2 separate regions of the Homo sapiens genome follow, and region 1 is linked to region 2. The links are chromatin contacts, found by Hi-C or POLR2A ChIA-PET in ENCODE. All regions are on one chromosome and are shown on one strand. Each heading gives the region's core, a stretch centred on a gene start or an enhancer-like site at or near the end of the contact. The rest is flanking DNA. Distances are from core to core; before and after follow the strand shown.

The links. Hi-C counts contacts between places; a loop is a spot of excess contacts on that map. ChIA-PET counts read pairs that join two places held with the same protein, here RNA polymerase II (POLR2A). Pooled maps may share reads with other maps.
Region 1: a loop to region 2 is called in a map of CD8-positive, alpha-beta T cell, with 28 times the contacts of the local background. The contact joins the promoter of TEF here to the promoter of ST13 in region 2. A Hi-C loop is called at or near these places in 6 of 168 maps with a recorded cell type or tissue (B cell, CD4-positive, alpha-beta T cell, CD8-positive, alpha-beta T cell and 1 more), 6 of 37 single-sample maps with no recorded cell type and 17 of 50 pooled maps. POLR2A ChIA-PET finds 5 or more read pairs at or near these places in 10 of 52 experiments (A549, AG04450, B cell and 7 more).

Annotation. Positions count from the first base shown.
Region 1 is chr22:41,378,166-41,384,047 of GRCh38, forward strand. It overlaps TEF (TEF transcription factor, PAR bZIP family member), which reads left to right and starts at 3,777. Exons shown (of 4, transcript NM_003216.4): 1 at 3,777-4,036. The coding sequence starts at 3,880. LOC105373042 (a long non-coding RNA gene) reads right to left here and starts at 3,746. Exons shown (of 3, transcript XR_938271.3): 1 at 3,575-3,746. RefSeq lists silencers at 2,996-3,595, 3,626-4,325 and enhancers at 3,460-3,754, 4,536-4,615.
Region 2 is chr22:40,852,666-40,858,815 of GRCh38, forward strand. ST13 (ST13 Hsp70 interacting protein) reads right to left here and starts at 3,974. Exons shown (of 12, transcript NM_003932.5): 1 at 3,766-3,974. The coding sequence starts at 3,875. It overlaps XPNPEP3 (X-prolyl aminopeptidase 3), which reads left to right and starts at 4,483. Exons shown (of 10, transcript NM_022098.4): 1 at 4,483-4,580. The coding sequence starts at 4,517. RefSeq lists enhancers at 3,702-4,471, 4,099-4,318, 4,329-4,788.

The DNA of each region.
Region 1 (5,882 bases), core at 2,527-5,026, 530 kb after region 2:
TTTTTTTTTTTTTTTTTTTTTGAGACAGAGTCTCATTCTGTCCCACAGGCTGGAGTGCAGTGGCACGATCTCGGCTCACTGCAACCTCCGCCTCCCACGTTCAAGCAATTCTCCTGCCTCAGCCTCCCGAGTAGCTGGGATTACAGGCACTCGCCACCACGCCCAGCTAACTTTTGCCTTTTTTTTTTTTTTTTTTTTGAGAGGGAGTCTCGCTCTGTCGCTCAGGCTGGAGTGCAGTGGCGTGATCTCGGCTCACTGCAAGCTCCGCCTCCCGGGTTCACGCCATTCTCCTGCTTCAACCTCCCGAGTTGCTGGGACTACAGGTGCCCGCCACCACACCCAGCTAATTTTTTGTATTTTTTAGTAGAGACAGGGTTTCACTGTCAGCCAGTATGGTCTCGATCTCCTGATCTTGTGATCCTCCCGGCTCGGCCTCCCAAAGTGCTGGGATTACAGGCGTGAGCCACTGTGCCCGGCTATATTCTTAATAGAGACAGGGTTTCACCACGTTGGCCAGGCTGGTCTCGAACTCCTGACCTCAGGTGATCCGCCTGCCTCAGCCTCCCAAAGTGCTGGGATTACATGGGTGAGCCACCACGCCCAGCCCTGTATTGGTTTAATCAGTTTCCTTGGAATGTCCTTTGTCTAGGTTAGCTTCCCCTAAAGGTGTTTAAGTTTCGCCACACACAGAATTCTCACTAACAATTCTACAACACAACAAATTTTCTGTACACAATTAACTATTTTCACTACAGAGAGTGACACAGGCACCACACTAACCTCTGGGATAATGGATATGCCAACCAGTTTTAGTAAAATTATGAAAACTAAATTTGTTGAAGGTTTGCAACTGTGCGCCTACGCAAATTGGCTCACAGAAACCCCGTAAGGTAGGCCAGGCGCGGTGGCTCACGCCTGTAATCCCAGCACTTTGGGAGACGCGGGTGGATCACCTGAGGTCAGGAGTTCGAGACCAGCCTGGCCAATGTGGTAAAACCCCGTCTCTATAGAAAATACAAAAAATTAGGCGGGCACGGTGGCGGGCTCCTGTAGTCCCAGCTACTCCGGAGGCTGAGGCAGGAGAATGGCGGGAAGCCGGGAGGCAGCGCTTGCAGTGAACCGAGATCCCGCCATTTGCACTCCAGCCTGGGCTACAGAGTGAGACTCTGTCTCGGAAAAAAGAAAAAAAAAATTAGCCGTACGTGGTGGTGCACGCCTGCAATCCCAGCTACTCAGGAGGCTGAGGCAGGAGAATCGCTTGAACTCAGGAGGCAGAGGTTGCAGTGAGCCGAGATCCCGCCATTGCACTCCAGCCTGGGCAACAAGGGCAAAACTCCGTCTCAAAAACAAAAAACAAAAAACAAAAACACCATAAGGTAGAGCCTGCCCTAACTCCATTTGGCATAAAAGGAAAAAACGCTGGGTGCGGTGGCTCACGCCTGTAATCCCAGCACTTTGGGATGCCGAGGCGGGTGGATCACCGGAGGTCAGGAGTTCGAGACCAGCCTGACCAACATGGAGAAACCCCGTCTCTACCAAAAATACAAAATTAACCCCGTCTCTACTAAAAATACAAAATTAGCCGGGCGTGGTGACGCATGCCTGTAATCCCAGCTATTCGGGAAGCTGAGGCAGGAGAATCGCTTGAACCTGGGAGGCGGAGGTTGCGGTGAGCCGAGATCGCGCCATTGCACTCCAGCCTGGGCAACAACAGCAAAACTCCGTCTCAAAAAAAAAAAAAAGAAAAAAAGAAAAGAAAAGAAAAGAAAATAAAAAGAAAAGGAGGCCTGAAAAGGTAAAGCAATCGAGGCATCAGATTCAGAAAATGACTGAGGTTCAATTACAGTGGCAGTGAGAGCTTGAATTTTGGAATCAGACCTATCATCCTGTCTCTACCACCACCCAAAGTCCTTCAAATCTCTTGCTTTCCAGGCCTGGTCAGCTACCCAACTTCTTTTTCCTCCTTACCCCGCCGCAAAATTATTTTTATTTATTTATTTTTTTGACATGGAGTCTCCCTCTGTCGCCCAGGCTTGACTGCAGTGGCGCGATCTCGGCTCCCTGAAACCTCCACCTCCCAGGTTCAAACCGATTCTCGTGCCTCAGCTTCCCCAGTACCTGGGATTACAGGCGCCAGCCACCATGCCCGTCTAATTATTTCTGTACTTACAGTAGTGTCGGAGTTTCGCCCTGTTGGCCAGGCTGGTCTCGAACTCCTGACCTCAGGTGATCCGCCACCTCTGCCTCCCAAAGTGCCGGGATTACAGGCGTGAGTCACCAAGCCCAGCCCCAGCAAAATTCTGATTGCATCAGCTTGATAACTTTTAGCTGGCTGTGGGTGTCTGGATCATGCATCTACCCCCTGAACCAAGGACTATCACTATACCACCCCCCCAACCCCTCCTGCTAGAAGGGCTGGGCCACTGTAGGGATGCTGGATAAACAAGCCAAGCTCTCTGCCTTCCGGGAGTTAAGCGGGGAGTCTAATGTTGCCTGGGTTTGCAGCGGAGTCTGATCTGTACTATAAAGAGGTACAAAGTTCTGAGCGCTGTTTAGGAGCAGCTTTCCATTTGTGTACCGCGCCACATATTACATTTTTACGGATTTCTGCGGAACTCCCGGGGAGGCTTTATATTTTAAGAGAGGAGGTGGTTCTCCCACAAAACGTGGCATCGGTACCTGGTGTCAAGGAGGTTTTTGTTTTCTAGGTAAAAGAAGGGAGAGTTCTAGAAAGGAAAAGAATTTCACATCTGTTTGGGACTGTGGAGATTCTCTAGCCCAACCTCTTAATTTTATGGCCGAGGAAACAAGCTCCAGTGAAGCAACCGGACTTTCCCAAGGTCATAAGCTAGTAAGTGGGAGGGCGGAAACATGTACTCGGGCCCTGGCTCAGGTCAGAGCTTCAGGAATGCTCCCTCCACGCTAGTGTTGATCTGGATGCGTGGGCAACCCGACACCCCGCTCTAGGGCGGCCAAGCCTGCTCAGGCCATCCCTACGACTTGGCAGGTCGCGGTCCCCGGCCCTGCCCTCAGGCGACCTCTGGGTCGCGTGGGAGCAGAAGTGCGGGCTAAGCTCAGCGTCCCTGCCCCGCGACCCTGGGCAGAGTCCCCAGAACAAAAAGACCCGTCCCTCCCTTCCCCTCCCGCCCCGCCACAGCCCCGCACGTGCGGCGCCTCGTGCACCGCCCCGGGCCCCGCCCCCGCCCTCCATTGGCTGTTCCCGCGCCTTCCTCCTCTGCCCCCTCCCCCCGCGACCAGACTCGGCTGCGGCTCCACGTGACCCGCGGGGGGTGGACACGCCGCGCGAGCAGGAGCTCGGATAGGTCGCTTTGGCCGGCCTGGCCGCTCCGAGCTCCGCCCCTCTTCGGTGGCGCGTCGGGAAGGTTGCAAGTCGGGGACAAGAGGGAGAGGCTGCGGTGGTTGGGGAGGGCGGGGGTTATGAAGAGGGCGGTGAAGGGGGAACACTGGTAGGAGGGAAGGGACCGCGCCGAGGAAGGCCCACCACAAAGACTCCAGCAGGCGCCAATCAGGGGACACAGGGGCGGCGGGGCGGGGCCTCCGCGAGGGTCCTCACCTGGCCCCGCACGTGTCTATCTTATCCCGGCTGCCCGACCAATCACGGCCCGAGGATCTGCGCCTGCCCCTCTCGCAGGCTGGACCAATCCAGAGCAACGATCCGGGGAAGCTGGCCTGGCCTCATGAATAATTAATGTGCCAGAGCCGGTCCGCAGGCGGGGTAGCGATGGAAGGAGGCGGGGGCGCCATTGGGCGCCTGCGCAGTAGCTGCCCGTGTCGGCAGCTGCAGCGGGTCGCACGGCTCCGGCCCATCTCGGGGGGCGGGCGGGGGAGGCGAGGTGCGCGAGCCGAGTCCGGGGCACGATGTCCGACGCGGGCGGCGGAAAGAAGCCGCCTGTGGACCCGCAGGCAGGACCCGGTCCGGGGCCGGGGCGCGCAGCTGGGGAAAGGGGCCTGTCGGGGTCCTTCCCCCTGGTCCTGAAGAAGCTGATGGAGAACCCCCCGCGCGAGGCGCGCCTCGGTGAGGGCGGGGGGGTGGTCCGCGCGGGCTGGGGGCGGGGCTTATACAGGGGCGGGGCCTCGTGAGGGCGGGGCCGGGGAGGCAGTGGGTCAGGGAGCAGTGGTCCAGCGGAGGGGGATGGGGCCTGGATGACCAGGAGCCTGGAGGACGAGGCCGGGGGGCTGAGGACAGAGGGTCAGGGGCGGGCTGAGACGGTGGGTCTGGCGGGAGAGGGTGGGGAGAGGTTTTGAGGAGGCGGAAGGGGATCGGGAGCAGTCACTTAAATGACGCTCCAGGGCCCCTCCCCCGGGGCCACCTGCATCGGAGTCACTCGGGATGCCTGTTTAAATTGCTGGTTCCTGCGCCCCACCCAATCTGCGGTCACTGGGACAGGGGTCTTGCATTTTAAGGAGCACCCCACCGCACCCCCATTATTTTCCAAGTACACCAAAGTTTAGGAAGCGCAGGCCTAGGGTAGCGAACTGTCATCGTACGTGGCCTTACCCCTCCCGGAGGGACCTGGCTTCCTCCCTGGGTGTGAGTAGCGCCAGCTACTAGGTCCAACGGGAGCCTTTCTGTTGCGGGGCTTCTGCTGAGCGGGTGGGGGGGGTGTGGGCGAGTAGTGTGAGGCGCCTTGGGAGGGGAGTTTTGGGCCAAGCAGAGAAACGATGAGGGTCAGATGAGTCCACTGAGGCCCTTCGCCTGGTTGGTTGGGGCTGACCCTTAGATTCTGGGGCCACGGCGGCAGGACTGAGCTTCATCTTTTTGCCTAGGCCAGGAACGTCACTGGGGCGTATACGGAAAGCAGGTCTGGCCTTGTTTTTCGCCCTGGGAGATGGGGTGCAGGGAGCAGCAGGAGGGCCGCCTGTGGTGGGGTTGTGGGTGCACTGAGGTATACTTTGAGTGTGAGACCTTTGCATTTCCAAGAGCCATCAGTTATTCAGGGTTTGGGAAAGGGATAGGCCTTCGAGAGTTGTCTGGCCTGGGGAATGGATTTTCCTTTTTAAAATGCCATTTCTCTTCCTTTCCTGGGTGTATGCTGAGGCTCCCATCCCTGTGGCTGTCACTGTTGAGTTATAAATAGCTTCAGCACATCAGGTGAGGCCAGCCTCTCTCCTCCTGCTTTGGGACCTCATGTGCACAAACCCTTTTGTTTGTTTTTGAGACGGTGCTTTGTTCCAAATCTGGGGCTGAGACAAGCTGCAGGGACAGGTGTACACATCTGACAGTTTCTTGTTTGAAATTACCAGGTAATAACCATCCATAACAAGAATTCTACCCGATATTCGTAGAGTGCTCGCAAAGCACGCTGACATCATCTTATTTCATTAACAGTCCTAGAGGGTATTCTCCCCTCTTCCCAGATGAGGAAAATTGAGGCTCAGGGAGGTGAGGGTGCTTCCTCAAGGTCACACAGCTATAACTTTTGACCCTCAGTTTGGTGCTCTTTCTACTGTATCATGCTGGCAGCCACTGTTGCATGACCTGAGTGATGGACTAGTCCTTTATCTCTTACAATTTAAAATTCCACCTTACAAAAACACTGATTTAAAGTATCCTTTATTGCTTAGGCCAGGCAAAACCTGGAACTTATTGTTGCCTGTCTTTCACTATGGCTGCTTTTCTATCTCCTGCCTTCTCCTGCCTCCTTTGATCCCAAATGACCCCACCCGACATGGGTCACAGTCATTTCTGAACAGAGTGAGGAGTCCAGATCTCAAGGGAGGAGAGCAGGAAGGCCATCTGGCCCACCCAGCCCACCAAGGCTTGACTTTCTTACTTCTCAGTTGGTTTTAAACCAAAGCCTGGTATAGAAAGCAGTTGCAGGAATTCAGATTAATTTGTATTAGAAAGCCATGACCAAGTT
Region 2 (6,150 bases), core at 2,724-5,223:
AATAGCTCCCATGTCAAACATAAAGATTATATGATCCAAAACATCCTAATCTGCAATTCAGCAAAGTAAAATGATTTAATGATAAGGAACAGGCATATAGACACCACAAAATTCTTTTCTATGGAAACACTACTTTGCAAAAGAGCACAGTAATCACCAGTCCTTTGTAGTTAAATTTTAATGAAGACACAGGGTTTCTTACACTGTGTTCTTCCTAAGTTTCAAAATGCAGCGTCAGGAATGTATTTAGAGTGACATCCAGACATAGTATAACTTACAGTACACTAACTTTGGGAAGTGATATTCCTGCCAAGAAATGTATTAAGCTAAATCCAATCCTAAGGGAAGGCCAGACAAACCCAAATTGAAAGTCTATAAAATAACTTGCCAATAACATTCAAACTGTTAAGATCATGAAAGTCAAGGAAAGACTGAGGAACTGTTTCAGAATGGAGACTACGTGACATGGCAACTAAATGCAACACATAAATCTGAGGATTAGATAGCATAAATGCATCAGCATTAGTTTCCTAAGTTTAGTATTTGCATTGTAAAGACTTTGTAGGAAGTACACACTCACTGGTGTTGGGGTATAATGTTGGCAGCTTACTCTCAACTAGTTCAGAAAAAATTCCTTTGTACCATACCTGCAATTTTTCTGAGCTAGAAATTGTTGCAAAAAAAATAAAAACTTTAAAAAAAAAAGAGGATTTACTCATAAGCTAGATTTAGTTTCTCCCATCCCAAATTCTAGTTAACTAATGGAAGAAAACACCAACTCATAGGTACGAAATTTCAATTAATGCTTCCAAGGCTTAGAACAAGCTACTTTCTGGCCAAAAACTGCCACTTAGACTTTGGCACTACAGGCTTTTTTATGTTACACAATCAAGTAGGACCAGTGTAGAGACTTTTCTCACATAGGACCACATAAAACTTCATTCACATTTCTCTTAATTTGATAACCTTCTAATCTGCTTTGTGCTATGGTTATTTGTACACATGTACAAAAAATTGGTTGCTACACTCTAAATTCTATATTGAGGGTAGAAATGCATTCTGTTCATTTCCTTTACAACATTTAGGAAAAGCCATGTGCCACGTACTGTACTAGGGAGTAGAAAACAAAGACACTCTCTTCGATCTTAATTACCATCAAGTAAAGCCATGAAACCACATACAAGATACTAAATTGTTAAACGGGAGAAAATAGAGTGGGAGAATGCTTCTGTCTCTAAAAAGGGAAAAACAAAAATATCTCAAAACACAGTTCTTGAAAAGAACAGTCTCCTGGATCCTCACTGACAACTAGTTCAGAAAGACTTTTAGTATTTCTCTTTGTGCAATTTAAAAGGTTAAACTAATAAATCCTTATATCAAATAAAACTAAGCTATAAACAATGCTAGCAATTATAGCAAATAGGCAGATGTACTGTTCTTCAACAGCTAAGCCTGTGAGAAACACATGTTTTCAACTTGAGTAACCCTAACAGTAGCATCAGGCCTAGGAAGACGTCTGGACCTAGAAGTCTCCACATTCAGCCCCATCTGCCACAATCTCGAACTGCAGACTGATGAAGGCAGAGAGAGAAACTGACACAAACGCAAAGGCCTCAGAGTTTATAAAAATCTTAGTTTAAATACAGAAATAAAGAGAAAAAGCTTCTATATTAAATATCTCAATTTAAGTTCAGAATAAAGTCCCTACATATGCCATGATGCTTCACCCCATACTTCAGCCAACTCAGGATGGCTAAAGAATGTAAGTGGAATCAGAAAGAAAAACTGGAATTACCTATGTTAAAATAAGGTATATGACTATTTCTTGTTTTTGTTTGGGAGATAGTAGTGCCTGACAAATATTTTGCAAACCTTAAAGTGGAATTCTCTACATAGGCACAATCACTCCAGCACAAGTCAGGAGGACACTGTTCTTACACATGCTTTTAATTTGTTCTTCTGTGTCTCCTCTTCCTCACTAGTAAGAATGAAACAAAAACATTGTATCCACTTAATGTAAAGTGGAGCCAGCTCTTGGAGCCGGCTATTTTCTTCCTGTGATACTTGTCTACGTTACCTGGAATTTTAGAAAGAATTTATTAACTGCAGGTTCTTTCCTATAATTAGGATAAAAGCATACAAATATCTTAAGGCTTTTGGATCATCAAGCTGTTCAATAGAGAAAACGACTAAAACCTAGCCCTCAATTCCTAATCCTGACATTTCCCGGTTGAGGAGTTTGCAAAATAGACTTCTTACCAATATTCATAAAGTTACTATTAACATAGTAATATTAAATGGTCTCAGAATTTCACATATAAGTAAGTCTTCCAGTAGTTAGACAATTGGTGGGGAGCTAAAAATTGAAAAACTTCTTAGAGGAAAAAAATACAACATACAACGCTGACAGATTGTAACGAGTTTTTTCCTTAGAACCAGATTGTTGTTAAGAAATATTCTTTGAGCTATTTGGTAATCATGAGCTCATCTTCCCACACAAAAATATCACGCTGGGTGAAGTGGCTCACGCCTGTAATACCACCACTTTGGGAGGCGGGGGAGTCCCTTGAGGCCAGGAGTTCAAGACAAGCCTGGGCAACTTAATGGGACCCCCATCTCTACAAAAAAATTAAATTAGCCAAGTATGGTGGCTCGATCCCGCACTGCTAGCCACCTGGGAGACTGATGCAGGAGGATCGCTTGTGCCCAGGAATTGGAGGCTGCAGTGATCCCGCCACTGTATGCGGCCTGGACAATACAGCCAAACCCTGTCTCTAAAAGACAAAAGTCACTAAACACATAACGTTCACAGCAGCACCTCTTAGGAGTCGCAATGGTCTGCATAGTTGCTATTTATCCCTGTTTAGTGCAATTTGTATGTCATCTTTTCAGTTCCCCATTAGTAATAATTTTTTAAAAAGTCATCTTAGGGAAGACTTCCCTGTCACTTTTTCTCTTCGGTGCTCCTTCAACACATAAAATGCTAATTACTATTATATAGTAAATATCAAAACGAACTTTTCTATTTATTCGTCTAAATAGACAGTACTTATACTGTTTCCTAGCACCAGGCACAATGCCTTGTCAATTAACTCCTTGCACGTAGCGAAGTACTCTACAGTTAAAGACAACAAGATTATATCCTGGAAACATGCCAGGCCTTAAGAAATTATTTTTCTCAGACGTGTTTGGAGTGATAACACTGCCAAGTAACGGAGGTATAATAAGTGATTCTCAAGATAATTAATCCTACGCAGCTACAAACGCTGTAAGGTAAAAACAATCATTTTTACAGTTATCATTTTTATTCTTACTAGTTTTGTAACTTTTAACTTACTAGTGTTATATTATTATAACACGACGTAAAGGAATAGTGCGTAAAGGAACTGCTATGTACCAATGAGACCTGAGCAGGGCACACAAGACTGAAAGAAAAACAACCCCACGCAAAATCTAAGTCTTGCAGTTTTCACTCCTCGCGTCTCCAGTGTCCACGCATCCGCAGTCCTGTTTTTGTATTTCGCCCAAGATACACCCCTGGGCAACCTCAGGGTGCGAGGAACCCAGCTCTGCCTCCTGCTCCCCGCGGCTCCTGTACTACCCAAGGCTCGCGATCTTCCATGACCCCTCGAAGTTGCCTCCCTTTCCCGGGCAAAGAAGGGGCAGCGACCCCGCCTCGCCCGCCGGACCGAGCCAGGTCCAGCCTGGCTCCCCCCTGGGGCCGTGCTTCCCCCGCCCCCAACGGTCCTCAGGCCTGGGTCTCACCTCTCCACCCACTCCCTCAGGAAGCGCATTTCCTCGGTGTGCAGAACGCTCGGATCCTGCTTACACATTTTCACAAAGGCCCGAAGCTCGTTCACTTTGCGGGGGTCCATGGTAGGGAGGTGGTGGGCGAAACTGGGGGGGCTACGGCCCGGTTCCAGGCCCAGGCGCTGGCTCGGCGTGACCGCGCAGAAGGGGGCGGCTGCCGCAAGACAGAACAGACTAGAACCTCCCCGGCCGCTGGCTCCTCCCACCCAACGGTCTCGTGACCTCGGGTCCTCCGCCTGCTCATTCCTACTCCCTCTGCGCTGCTCCTGCGCGCTCCCTAGAATCTTCTAGAAGCGTGGCTGTTCGTGCTGTTGCCTGCCTCCCTGCGCATACATTCTCATATTCTTAACTAGGAACCAGCTCCCTGGATGGGGCAACCCCAGAAATGGGCGACTTCAAGGAGGCGGGAGATAACATCCCCTCCAGGGGGCGACGTCCAAGAGCATATTGTGTGGCTGCGTGCACTGAGTAGAGCTCAACGCCCGGGACCTAAAAAAAAAAAAAAAAAAGGGCGTGGAGCCGGAGGGTCGGTCCCAGCTCGGGGCATGACGTCACAACCTGCGCCGCCGCGCAAGGAAGGCCCGCGAGCCGCCTCCGCCGGAAGGGGAGGTGCGGCTGGCCCGGTTTCCTGGCGACGCGGCCCTGCAGGCGGTTGCGTTCCCCGTCGTTACCCTCTTTCTCTTCCCGACGCGTGAGTTAGGCCGTAATGCCTTGGCTGCTCTCAGCCCCCAAGCTGGTTCCCGCTGTAGCAAACGTCCGCGGCCTCTCAGGTTAGACTCTTCTCCCACGGTCTCCTCCCATGGTGTCCCCTGGAGGGACCCAAGTTGGTCTCAGGCGATCCCTGGTTCGGCTGACCCTTCTCCTGGTGGGGCCTCCGCTCCCCAACCCTCTGTGCTCCGCGGATTTCTTCTATACCGGCTGCTCCTGGAAAGGGGTGGGCCCAGTGTGTTCTCTACCGTTGAGGTATTTTGTGAAGCCGAAATGACTGCAGAGAGAAAAGTGTGCCATCCCCCAGAGGGGCTGTCTTCCAAGTTACTCGGACTCCGAAGTTGTGGCAATTATCACACTTAAGTGACAAAGTGTCTCACATCAAGTAGCTCTTGTTTCTGTTAGGCGTGAGAGCTTGCTCCAGAATATACACGAAGCATGTTTAGTAACAAATTCTTTCAGCAGCTCCTCTTAGGAGAGGTAACTGTTTCGAAATACTTCTGGGGCGTTCTGTGTCTGAAAGTCCTGTTTGCAAAGACAAGACGAAGGATAAGGAGAATAATTTTTTGTAGGGTGTCCTCTATTGCGAGCAATTAATCTGATGAACATAAAGCTTAATCAGTGAAAACTGAATCACCTTCCTTGCAGGCGGATCTGCCATTGGATCGTATTTCAGTTTTTTGGGTCAATATATGAACAATGTGTGAACCAGAACGTATGGTATTTGACATCAAAGCTATGTCTTGGCATATGTTTATGTTGATATACTTGAATTCATTTAAAATGGAATGTTAATTACATCGACTTCTTACTATAAAAAATAAAAAGTTATTGTCCAGTGCACAGAACTTGTTCTTCAGTTCTCATAGTAAAGCTGCAGAAAGACAACTCTCCGTGGGATTAGGTGAAAAGAAAGATGTGCAATTTTTCAGTCTTTTTTTGAGACAGGCTCTCATTCTGTTGCTCAGACTGGAGTGCAGTGGCAATCTCTGCTCATTTGCAACCTCTGCCTCCTGAGTTCAAGCAATTCTCGTGCCTCAGCCTCCCGAGGTAGCTGGGATTATAGGCGTGTGCCACCACGCCTGGCTAATTTTTGTAATTGTAGTAGAAACCAGGTTTTGCCACGTTGGCCAAGCTGATCTCGAACTCCTGGCCTCAAGCGATCCACCCTCCTCTCTGAGCCACCGCCCCAGGCCTGGAATTTGCTTTTATTTGAAAGGCTCTCCCCAGCCTGACTAAAGGAGCCATACTACCAGAAGGAACACTTGCAAAGGCACAGAACTCTAAAACGGAGTGGCCAGCACTAAGCGTTGCAATCGTTTAGTATGGCTGGAGAAGCTTTTTTTTTTTTTTTTTTTTTTTTGAGACAGAGTCTTGCTCTTGTCGCCCAGGCTGGAGTGCAGTGGCGCGATCTCTTGCCTTACTGCAACCTCCACCTCCCGAGTTCAAGCGATTCTCCTGTCTCAGCCTCCCGAGTAGCTGGGATTACAGGCGCCCGCCACCACGCCTGGCTAATTTATGTGTTTTTAGTAGAGATGGGGTTTCACCATCTTGGCCAGGCTGGTTTTGAACCCCTGACCTCGTGATCCACCCGCCTCGGCCTCCCAAAGTGCTGGGATTACAGGCGTGAGC